Linked DNA regions of Homo sapiens: region 2 is linked to region 1. Evidence: read pairs that join two places in POLR2A ChIA-PET (ENCODE). Cell type or tissue: PC-3. All regions are shown on one strand. Links, peaks and the distances in the headings refer to the core of each region. The heading gives the core; the rest is flanking DNA.

The links. ChIA-PET counts read pairs that join two places held together with the same protein. Peaks named below come from ENCODE experiments on the same cell type or tissue, not always from the same donor. Only the 100,000 strongest peaks of a DNase experiment are listed, where the experiment ranks them.
Region 2: POLR2A ChIA-PET joins it to region 1 with 7 read pairs; 1 of 35 experiments calls an interaction of 5 or more read pairs at or near these places.

What each region holds. Positions count from the first base shown.
Region 1 is chr10:34,319,527-34,325,806 of GRCh38, forward strand. The region is part of intron 19 of PARD3 (par-3 family cell polarity regulator); the gene reads right to left. Among named protein-coding and RNA genes, the nearest start is that of LINC02629, 420 kb to the left of the region's middle. In PC-3, for the core only: no CTCF peak of the experiment used is centred there; no DNase peak of the experiment used is centred there; H3K27ac peaks cover 1,543 bases.
Region 2 is chr10:33,199,322-33,205,601 of GRCh38, forward strand. NRP1 (neuropilin 1) reads right to left here. Exons shown (of 17, transcript NM_003873.7): 11 at 3,570-3,674. Among named protein-coding and RNA genes, the nearest start is that of IATPR, 86 kb to the left of the region's middle. In PC-3, for the core only: no CTCF peak of the experiment used is centred there; no DNase peak of the experiment used is centred there; H3K27ac peaks cover 915 bases.

The DNA of each region.
Region 1 (6,280 bases), core at 648-5,647:
TGTGCACGTTTATTAGAAGAAGCCAGTTACAACTAGAAGGACATAGTGAAAATCCATAATCTTACAAATAATACTGAGTTCAGGCTATAATTTTTTGTGGTGTACACAGAGCAGGGAAAGAATATCCTGGCAGTTGGCCCAAGGGCTTACTAATTATGTGCAGCCTTTTCAAATGAGAGCTCCCCCAAAGAATGTAAACATAGCTCAAGCAGGGCTGTAGTGTGTTGCTTAATGCCCTTGAACATGGCTGTGTTCTATCTGCTTGTGAACCAGTACTTCAGGTTTTTGAGATATGGGTGTGGCCACAAATGTGAGATAATTGACCAAATAATTACAGAACAATTCCCAGAAGTTCTCTGGAGCTATAAAAACCTAGGTCTATTGGTATACTCAAACTAGATAAATGGAAGCTAGTGAATTTTGTATAATTCCTGCATGGAAACCTCCTTTCACCTATACTTCCAAAGCTCTTTATTTGTACAATCTTTTATTATTGCACTTCTCATATGATATCACATACATGTCTCCCTCCCATTCTCTAAGCTCCTCAAATGAAGACTGTGGGGCAAACAGCAGCTGCTCATAAATGGCTGCATAAATGAAAGACTTTTGGTAAAAACTGACTTGTGACTTTATCCTGACCAAAACTTTATCTAATCGCCAGGTATCACCATTCCTCTAGCTTTAGAAAAATGCTTACTGTTCTCTCATCAAGCCTGACAAGACTAGCCACAATCTGACTACAGTAACACTAGGTAGGAATGCTCATGATATTTGGTTTAGCTCTAATTAGTTTCTGGTATATTTTCATGCTATTATTGTTAGTGCTGTATGCATCATTTAATAGATTTTACGACCCTCTACAATGTCTGAAACTATAAACAGAAAAATGAGCTCAATAAATGTAAATGATTTAGTCTTCCACAGCAACCATTATCATAAATCATGAATGGAACTATCAGTAGCGATTCTGTTAGTTTTCTGCCTAATAGTTTTGGCAGAAGTTCAAGGGGCATATGTCGGCTCTTGGCTTGGGAACAGAATAATGGCAGTGCCTTCACAACTCACTATATGCTGAAGTCACGTTTGTTGCCAATTCTTTTCATATTCAAAATAATTTTCTGGTGTATGTAACACAACTTATTTTCTAAAGTATGTGAAATAAAGTAGTATGAAATCAATTATTAGCTTCAGGTTTTGTAACCTCATTTTATAAAATTAAAAGTCCTACCTCTGTTTCCTGCCCCAAGCCAGTGGACTGTTTAAAATGACACTTGCACATTGGAGGATTCTTTATGCTTGTTCTGAACATTCTAAATTAGATAATACATTATCACAGAAACTCTTCTGGGGGTGTACTGATTTAACTAATCCCTTTGAATGCCAACTAATTAAAAATATTTAGCAATATGTAGCTTCATATGTACAAACATAAGATGTTCTTTTAAAGTACTGAATTATATATACTTCAAATTCTGAAATTATTTGATAGAGAAAAATCTTTATCCTGCTCCTATGCAGAAATATTGTAGTTTCAAAAGCTCAAATAAATTGGTTACACATGCTTAATTTTTGAAAAAAATATACATATTCAAAGTCACTGATGTACTAGTCAGATTTTAGGTTTTAAAATAAATCTGTACATTTAATACTAGCTTTATAATTAGGTACATAAAATATCTTTATTCCCTTAAACGAACATGCATATAAACAATTTTTCAAGTAAGAAAAGTACTAGTAATATATCAGCAATAAATGGCTTGATCTATTGTGTTCATACAGCAAATTACAAGGTAAGAACTAATCATAAATTTACATTTAGATAATGTACTATTTTAAGTGCTATATACATTTCTTGATTTTTTTCTCTTTAATTTTGCTCATTTTGACAGACTATTTGCTTTCCTTTTGCAGATACCCTACACAAAGAGCGATGATTATCTCCTTCCAAACAAATAGAAATTTCCATTTTTGACAACATTTCTGCCTGTTTAAACCTGCTCTATGCACTGAACTATCAGCTATGTTTCCATGTGATTACCTATAAAGATAGGCACTTTCAAGTTTCTTTTTTTAAAGAAGGTGTAGCATGAAGCTGCTTATTTCTCTTTAATGTGGCAGAGTCATTCTGCAATTAAGACATACCTAATTACCATGTTTTCAACAGATGCAAATGGAGCTCAATTAAAATTCTAGTCCATGTTACAAATTAAGGCACTCAACTCTGAAAGGTATCATGTTAGGACTGGATCACCAACAAGTTTGGAAAAGATCGGGCATTTACGTGTTAATGATGATGGAGAAAATGACTTTGGGTTTTCATTGAAGTGCAAAGTTCTGCAGCTACTGCCATAAATAATCTATTTCTATCTAAACTTTACAAACATTTTACAGTCAAGGTTGACTCAAAGCCTCAAGGTCATTAGAGTCTATTTCCCCCCCCCATTGAGAAGTGATGCTACTGTTGATACTATAATTTCTGTTGGCCGCTTATCCAAAATCCATTTCTCCCTTTATTCTTCCTAATAGAACTCTGTGTCCAGGAATGCAACCTAGCTCCAAGGGGTGAATTCATTATTAAGTTTATGGATGCCATACCCCTGCAGACTTGCCAGTCCAAGGTTATCAGACCAAGAATGGCCCCGTTGGACTCAATGGACATATCCATGCTTAGGGAGAGGGCTCATTCCCTTCTGTTAGACAGCAATAAGACAGTAAAAGGCCTCTGAGCCCTAAAATTACCCTATGGATAGCTGAATTATGGAATTATTTTGTGGGTAGCTGACTCATGGATAGCAGAGCAGAAGGGGCAGAAAAATGTTGGGTCTTTGGAGAAATCTCTCTGAAGAACTCTAGAACTCAAGTTATGTAGGAAAATGTATTTCCTTATTGTTTGAGTTGGTCTGAGTTGCACTTTCTATTACATATAGCTGAAAGCATCCTAAAAGGTACACTGCATAAAGCAAGTGTTAGAGCAACTGTGGAATATCTATTGTGTTATTTGTCTTAAGTGTATAATTTAGCAGTAAATATCATTTTAGGTAGCTTTGGCAATTTTACTAGATTTAAATAATTTGTTTAGATTTGCTACTAGATTAAAATGAATTGTTCAATGGGTATAAATAGAGATATACAAAACGAAAATATCATAGTATTACTTTGTATTTAAAACTCAACAATACTCTCCTCTGAGGGAGAGGCCCCAAGAAGCATCATTAAATACTCACTGAGCAATTAAATGAAGGACTGAATAAGCAGCCAACAATATGAAGAACTGCCCTTTGTTGCACCCATTTAACTATGAACTACCTTAGAATTAGGAATACTTAGTAATAGGAACACAGATACTTGAGCAATTTACAATTTATATTGAAAGATAAAGGATGAAATGTAAAAATTCTACACAGGGTGACTCAGTCTTCACAAGCTATATTCTTAAAACAAAACTTTTAAGTTAAAATGAGACATTCAAAATAGAAAATTTCACTGGATTTAGTAAATCCACTGACCACTACCAATTTCTGTTAGTGTTAGGTAAAAAGATAATACAACTAAATGAGGACTGGACTTTCAGTCGCTGCAAACTCCTGCATAGGAATCAAGAACGCTGGGGACATAAATATTGTTTTTATTTCTTATTTTGGTGGAACACTTTGACTTTGGAAGAGAAAGAAAGATGTAGGAAATGAACAGCTAGTGATACACAGATGGTGTCGAATAACATGATCTGCTCTTCTGGACTCTGACTTTTAACATTAGAATGATGAGCTCTTGGCAACAGAAAAACTTAGCTTTTCCTGAAAACCAAAAAAAGGAAACCACACACACACAAAGCTGGCATGAAACAGGAAGACTTTAGAGCTTTTAGACTAATACATGGGGTGAGAATAATAACTGATATGATGAAGACTGTGAGGAGGTAAAAAAGCTATGAAGGAATCAGGTGACATTTATTAGTGGTATTGTAGAGTGGTTTCAGCAACTGGGAGAAAGTTCAAATAGATGACTCCTCAGACACTCTACTCTAAAAATAGCTCTATTTCATTTTTAAAAAACCTTTCAATATATGTGGGTGAAGGAAGAAAAACAATAGGATCACTCTTTTAAAGAGTTATTACCAAAAACCTTTCTTCACTTTTACTTGACATTCTAAACTTCTCTTTAACCCATCCCCCTCAAATGAAGCAGGTAAAATGCTCCCACAGATAATGGTAGAATGTCACCTCCATTATCCCTCCCTTCCCTAGACAATGTTGCAGAGCAGGCACAATGAGGGTCACACCCTCAATTTTCTGAACCTTCGCAAATTCGCTTTTAGTGTCCAACTGATTTTAACATTCAAATGACGGCCCACAGTGGATGCTGTTTTCTGTCCATGGGGACAATTTAAAATGAAGCTGAAGGCTTTTTAAAAACCAATTCTGACCGAAAGGGCTGGCTACACAATCGAAATGACAGCATTCCTAACCCTACAGTTGGAATTGCCACTGAGAATTTTATTTTAATCAAGGAGTGAGCTTAACGTACACAACGTCTGTTTGAACAACATACAAACTATTATTTATGGTCAAAGAAAGAGATTTCAGGCCACTGCTCAGACTCTTTTGAGTGAAACACAAAAATTAACAGCATAAAAATGTTTAGAGATTATAAAATAGTGAATGGCTAGCAATGCTTTACTTTGCTTTTGTGTGTGTGAGGAATCAGAATGCCTGCTTCCCAAAAGCGAATGTTCTTACCTACCATGAAACATAATCTATATTGAGTGATCCGCAAAAATTTCCTGATGTTAAAAAAATAATTTATACTAAAAAGTCTCGGATGCACTGTGTAGAATCAGCTGGAGCTTAAGAAAAACTAGATTGTCGGGGGAAAAGTTTCTTGGAGAAGGAAGATGACAGTATAATATACACACATTAGAGGGCTGGGGAAGAAAGAAGATACACCTCACGAAGTGTGCACCGCATGGCACAGGCAAGGGTAAGCACGGACACTTGAGGGGCTGTGAGAGTCAGAAGGTGACTGCAGAGCTCACTGGGCACATCTAGAGACAGGAGGCCCAGTTGGGAGACACTAGCAATACCTTCTGATATTAAATAACGAGGGTCCGGCCTAGACTGCAAGTAAGGGGTGAGATTAGATTACATGTGGAAAGATTAAGAAAGCTTGGTAATGGAGTGGTGACACAGTGAGATGATGATTCCAAGTTTCTGAGCCTGGAAGTGCTAATGAGAGAAATCACATCATCATCATCATCCATCTTTGTGTGAGAGACGCTAAGCCCGTAAACAGTTTCTTCCTTTGCTCTGGTACTGCCAAGCATCATCGCTCACCTGGATGATTGTACTACTATCACAGAAATTAGCTCCTTGCCCTGACGTTACTACTTATCATCCCATCTCAATAAGCCACCCTCTACCCCAGAGTCCCATCATATTATTTTATTTGAAATGCAAGTAATTTAAAATAGTCTGTGGTTTGCTGTCTACATCTTTTTTTTTGAGATGGAGTTTTGCTTTGTCGCCCAAGCTGGAGTGTAGTGGCGTGATCTTGGCTCACTGCAACCTCCGCCTCCCGGGTTCAAGCAATTCTCATGCCTCAGCCTCCGAAGTAGTTGAGATTACAGGCATGCAGCACCACGCCTGGCTAATCTTTGTATTTTTAGTAGAGATGGGGTCTCGCCATGTTGGCCAGGCTGGTCTCGAACTCCTGATCTCAAGTGATCCACCTGCCTCAGCCACCCAAAGTGCTGGGATGACAGGCACCTACATCTTAAACCTCACTCCTCACTATGCTCTCACCTGCCCCATACACACCAACCTAACAGAACTACTGCAGCCCAGAGATGGCTCCCCATTCCCTATGTTCCATATTTCTCTGTGCATCCAGTTGAAGACTCTCAAGCAGTAACACTCAACTCGGCCAATACCTCTCTTCTGGAAATCTCCTCCTCTACTTTCCTCTCCTCCCTAATTCCACATCAGCTGGGCACCCCTACACCACCACCCCCTCCCCAGTGTCACACTAACTTACACACTACAATGGAACTGAACCACACTCCTTATCAAGTGCTCATTTATCCACTGGGTTGAATCATCCCCCAACCCCGAGCCCTTAGGAACTAATAGCCTAAATATCAGACTTTAGGTACACACTCTGCAGTAGTTTTAGCGCAATGGGCTTTCTGTTTGGAAGTGTGTTTCATATTCTAGAAAAACCACAGGACTGAGAATTAGAAGATACGCATTCTAAGATTCAGTTCCTAAGTGTAATCTTAGTC
Region 2 (6,280 bases), core at 834-5,833, 1.1 Mb before region 1:
GAGTAGCCAGGACTACAGGTGTGCGCCACCATGCCTGGCTGTTTTCTATATATATATATATATATATATTTTTTTTTTTTTTTTTTTTTTTTTTTTTTTTGGCGGAGACAGGGATCTCACTGTCTGGCCCAGGCTGGTCTCAAACTTCTGACCTCAAGTGATCTTCTCGCTTTGGCCTCCCAAAGTGCTGGTGTTACAGGTGTGAGCCACCATGCCCAGCCAAAATCTGTATTTTTGAAAGCTTTTCAGGTGAGTCTTTTAACCCACTGAGTTTGGGAAACAGTGGTTTGCTGTTATTACGTAGGTGGTTGAGAAAGCTGTTTTTCCTTATGTCTATCCACGATGCAGATTATGGTTGGAAGTAACCTGTTATGTCCAGATACAGTATTGAACCAATTCAGGGTAAGGGAATGGGGTGGGCCCATGCCTACCATGGAAAGTTCTGGAGGTGGTTACAGGGTGCCATAATTGTGCACTTCCCAATAATATCATTCAGTAAAGATTTGTGACGATCTTTATTTGGGACAGGCCTATCTGGCAGCTCCCACAGATCAGAAATCATGTTACATATCCATAGCATGAATCAGAGGGCCATAAAATCGTGCTCTTGGAATGGTCTTAAGATTTCTAGGCTAATCAACTGCAGCACCAAGTCATGGTACCTCAGTTCTCCCAGCAAATATGCTGGATGAGTGGTCACATGTGTGCATGGCCTCAATAAGGCAGGCACTAGGAAGAAGGAATTATATGTATTATGGGTTAAGAAGGTGAATCTATAATGGCAGAATTGGAGGGAGGCCAGGATACATTAGCGTTCTGTTCCCAGTGGTCTTATAGGAGAAAGATTCAAGGTGAAAATTCGCTTTTTAAAACCGATATGCATTATCAGTTTTGCTATAGTTTGGGAGGCAAATTCCACGGTTGGGTACACACAGCTCCAACGTAAAATTTGGCTGCCTGGTGCCTTTGAGGCCAAGTGTATTATCTAATGACTTCAAAGGCATTTGCAAATGAGTAATTTCAGGGAAGCATTTTCACCTTGGCTAGCAGGTCTGGGAGAGCACATTCTACTCATTTCCATGCATTTGGTACAGTACACCTGGAATTTGGTGTGGTTTGTAAGTAACGAGCATTTCATTACAATATTTCTCCCCTCTAGATACAAGTAGGTCACCCCAGGAGAAGAAATTAAATCCACACCACCTGTGCTAAGGAACAGACAACCCCTAAAGACAGCATTGATCCCAATTTCCATGTTCTACCTATTAGGGTTAAAGCAATAACGCTCTTGGTTTGGTTTCATCACACTAAACATCCACGTTTGTAGTCCTGACAGCAAAACCTATGCCAGAATTAGCAAAAAGGATGCAAAATTGCTTGTGAGCATAGGAGATGTGTAGTTTCCATATAAAAAGGTGTCTGGGTTAGGTGAGGTTTTTGCCTCTTGCAAACAATGGCATGTGAGCACATCCATTTTCAGAAAAGAATAGCAAATGGTTTTGTAAAGTAAAATATGTTTTAAAAAGAAAAAGACTGCCTTCTTGCAATAATGAATATGAAGCAGGAGAATGTCTTCCAAAATGGCTTCTTCTTGATGGAGGTGTGGGGCAGGCCTTATCAACATCCTCAGCGGTTCTTAGTATATGAGAGTATTTATAGAATTATTGAGACAAACGTGCTGATCTGGGAATAACTCTTTTTTTCACCATGCTAATATGTAAAAAGAAAAAATCAGAATGAACTTTCTTCTATCTACCAAAGAAATAATTGAAACACTGTAGGTAAAGCAAAACCTTATAGTTTTGAAAGGTTGTCAGTGTTTCCACTATAAATGACCCATTTTCTGTGGTTTGTAACTCGCTGCCATACACAATTTGCTCCAGGCTAACATACTCGCCCTATTTCATTCAAAGCCTTCAGTTTCAATTGATTCAGTCATGAACTAATGCAAAAATGAGAAGGCTGGTTGTTCTGATATGAGGAGTAAATCTGAGGCTTTGTTTCTAATCAATATTAACTGACCACTTTAGGGTTTATGAAGAAAAGAACCCCTTCCACAAGAGGGCAATTGAAAGGGCACACTGGGATCCTGCAATCATTCCTTTTTTATGAGAAATTTCACTATGGATGTGTGACGGGGTCTGTAAAAAGCCTGAGGTTTGTGGCAGAGTGTTTACAGGCAACCCCGGGAAGCTTCCAGAGGACTTGGTTCATGGAATAGTACTCTGTTTTTTATATCAGTGGTTGAGTTTTCAACTTGAACTTGACATGTTACACAGAAAATGTCTCTGCATTAATTAATCTAAGTTTTGTGGCTTGTGGCTGCTTGTATACAAGATTTGCATTCAAAAGCTCATAGCAATGTGACATTTATTGGCCATATGAATGTAAATGATTATCCTGGAAATTTGGAGAGAGACAGCTTTAGGAGGTGGGATTTAAATGTAAACTCAGTTCACAGTACTAAATTTCTGGGACAGATTTTCAATTTTTTTTTCTTTCTTTTACTCTTTATTCCATCTTAGAGTGCAGAGCCCTCTCACTCCTTCAGAGGAGAGCTTTTGAAATAATTGGAAATGTACTCTAGGACACTTCCTTCCAGATTTTGTACGAATGCATTAGCCAATAACATGGCTTTATTATGAAGTTACATGGTAACGCCTTCAGTTTTGCCCATGGAAATTAATTATGTGGGCTCTCCGAGTCCCTTCTGGGTAAAAATGCAGACCTGCATTCAAAAGCTCATGTTTAATCTCAAATGAGAGTCAGATGCTATTGAAACTGCGTTTTGACCCAGGGAGCAGTAAAAGTCCCACGATACCTTTTGCAACCACAGGGTGAAAACCCTAGTGCCTTGGCCAATTTCCAAATGGTATAATCCCATTTCTCCACTTGCCTAATATTTCCTCTGCCATTCCAAGTGGAAGAGAAGGTCATTTCCTAGCTTTTAGGGTTTTAGGAGATTAGAGAGTAATACTCTAGATTAATTAGTGAGACATTTGGCACACAACATCTCTGATGCATTTGCTGGTCGGTGGTGATGTGAAATAGCAGCTAATTCTGCCTTTGTAAATGTTAATGTACAATGATTTACCAAATCCCAACTTAAAAGCCGCACTTCAAATATAAGCCTAACTTTATCCATTTGTTGGATAAAGGATCCACTCAAAAAAACTTGTCCTCATTAGAAAATGAAAATAAACATTCTGAAGTGTGTGGTTACGTAGGGGTGGTGCACGTGTTATTGGGGGGGGGTCTGAAAATAATGAAAATAAGGATCGGTTTAGTACATTTAGCCATGGGGAAATTCTTATTCAATTAAGATAATCCTAGCCTTTGGCTCTCGAAATGGCTCAAATTATTGTTACAAATGGTTGTGGCTATTAAGAACAACTCATCTATCCAGATGACATGAGGAAATGAAGATGCACGTGTTCTGGCAAGGCAGCTTCTATTCCTGGGCAGCTCTCTGCCATGCGGAGTTACAAGCACACACACAGGCGTTAGCTGGTCCCAACTAAGACATGAACTGAAATGGTACAGCAATGGGATGAAGATGGTTTCTGCACCTGTGAGCTGGAAGTCATCACCTGTTCCACTGTGGCAGTTGGCCTGGTCGTCATCACATTCATCCACCAAGTTCCCGTTGGGAGTGGTCGGTCCAGCTGTAGGGGCTGAAACAAGATCCAAGGATTATTATCTCACACCTTGGAAATGTATTCTCAAGCCTCTGGCTGTTGGATCTGCTAACGCTTATGCAGAAAACTTTAATCTGCGGTAAGAAGACCAGGGGCATGGTTTGCCTCTCTTTCAGGAGCTAGATATACTTGGATTCTGCAGAATATATAATAGCAGAGGCTGCTTTGTTTTGGTATTTGATTCGTATCTGCCGAGTAGAGTTGTCTGCCTTAGCATTTTATACATTGTTATCTACATAAACATCCTTCTTCTGAAAAGCTCTTGAATTCTCACTGGTTATTTATTCAGGACCCTGGAGTTGAGAACTTTGAAGACAGAGATTTTGCTTGAAACGTTTTCCCTTTCATTTTCAAGGTGTTAGAGCACTCACTTGTCATAAATTCTTTTATATTCTTAGTATTGACTATGTTTGCTAAGTTTATATTATAATTCTTCCCCAAAGGGAGTCAACGTTCACATTTAGTGCAATAGTGTTTTTTTAAAAAAAAACAAAAAAACTAAAAAAACAGTGATTCCATTTCTCTGTAAGTAGCTTCTCAAACTGTGAGCCCTCTCTCCAGGGCAGGTGTGTGAGAGAAGTTGTCTCAGATGTCCCGGGGTCATTTTACATGAACTCTCATAGGACTGCATTCCACTGTTCACAGGTATTCCCATATCTTTGAATTTGCAGTTGAAAGGTATCCAATATTAATCAAAGACTGCTTTTTTTTTTTTTTTTTTTTTTTTTTTTTGAGACGGAGTCTCGCTCTGTCGCCCAGGCCGGACTGCGGACTGCAGTGGCGCAATCTCGGCTCACTGCAAGCTCTGCTTCCCGGGTTCACGCCATTCTCCTGCCTCAGCCTCCCGAGTAGCTGGGACTACAGGCGCCCGCCACCGCGCCCGGCTAATTTTTTGTATTTTTAGTAGAGACGGGGTTTCACCTTGTTAGCCAGGATGGTCTCGATCTCCTGACCTCATGATCCACCCGCCTCGGCCTCCCAACAAAGACTGCTTTTGAAGTCCTTTAAATTTCGTTCAGATATTTTTTTTAGCCTGTTACTCATTTTTGCAATCTGTTTAATATTTTACAGTTTTTGGCATTACGTTTCACTTTACAAGACTTGAGATAATGGATAGTTCTCGTGATGGCTGAGAACCATACAAGATGTTGGTGGCTGGGGCCTGTTCTCTTCTCGCCAGTAGGAATGTGTCAGTAACTGCTGCTTTCTTAGTAAAAATTTGACACTGAATGGTGCTGAAACACCAAGCAGAGTTACGGCACATGGAGAAACAGAGCCAAGTTTCAACTTCTTCAACGGCCCAAAGATACACACCAGTAATAACTAAGAAGTCACCAAGTGCAAATAACATACATGCCACTCAGGCCTGCAATCCAGACTTTTTTACAAAACACATACACCCGAATTCTGGCCTGTATTTATTGCTCTTGCTGAAACAGTAGTATCTCCTCTGGCAAGCCAGATAGTTGTCTTTCTTCCCTAAGCTCTCCTTGCTCCAGATAATGTGCTACCTTTAAGTATTTAAAACTCTATTCATTTTGCTGATTTTTCTGCATTCATCAAGCTGTTTCTAAAGGGGAGTTCCGCATTGTAAATGGCCCGAGGTAGTCCCTAGATTCACTAGATTCAACGGAAAAAAAAAGGAGGAAGCAAATGATATGTATGTTCCAGTTTTACTATTTGAAAATATATTATCTTCTATGGTTCTTTATTTCTTTTTTCTTTTTTTGAGATGGAGTTTCACTCTTGTCACCCAGGCTGGAGTACAATGGCATGATCTCAGCTCACTGCAACCTCCGCCTCCCTGATTCAAGAGATTCTCCTGCCTCAGCCTCACGAGTAGCTGGGATTACAGGCGCCCACCAACACACCCAGCTAATTTTTGTATTTTTAGTAGAGACAGGATTTCACCATGTTGGCCAGGCTGGTCTCAAGCTCCTGAGCTCAAGTGATCTGCCCGCCTTGGCCTCCCAAAGTGCTGGGATTACAGGCATGAGCCACCACACCCGGCCTGTGGTTGTTTATTTCTTAAATGTAAGTGCTAGCACAAAATAGGACAGACACTCCTGGGAGGCTGGAGTGGACTGCATCTTTCTCCTGCATTCCCTTAGGTGTCTCCCCTAGAACAAGGCACACAGTAGATACTTAATAAGGGCCTGTTAACTGATTGAAGGGAGAAGAAAAGCATTCCTTTTCACCAATCATATCAAAAAGCTTTGACATTACTTTCCCCAGATGTTTGTTTCACATACGGCCCAGGGCAATGTCCTCACTTTTGTGAGTGCTTGGAAACATCTGTAGGCAAATCCCTTCACCGATCATTTCTACCTCACTACAGAGATGACACTAGAGAGTGGAAACTCTAACTTCCCAATGAGTCCTCATTGCCTGCTGCCTAGACAAGGCCGATTTATCAAGACAGGGGAATTGCAATAGAGAAAGAGTTTAATTCATGCAGAGACAACTGTATGGGAGATGGGGGTTCTATTATTACTTGGGGTTTAGGTTTTGAAGGGTAATTTGTTGAGCAGGGGTTGAAAAGGGGCAGGTGCTCATTGGTCAGGTCTGAGGTGAAATCACAG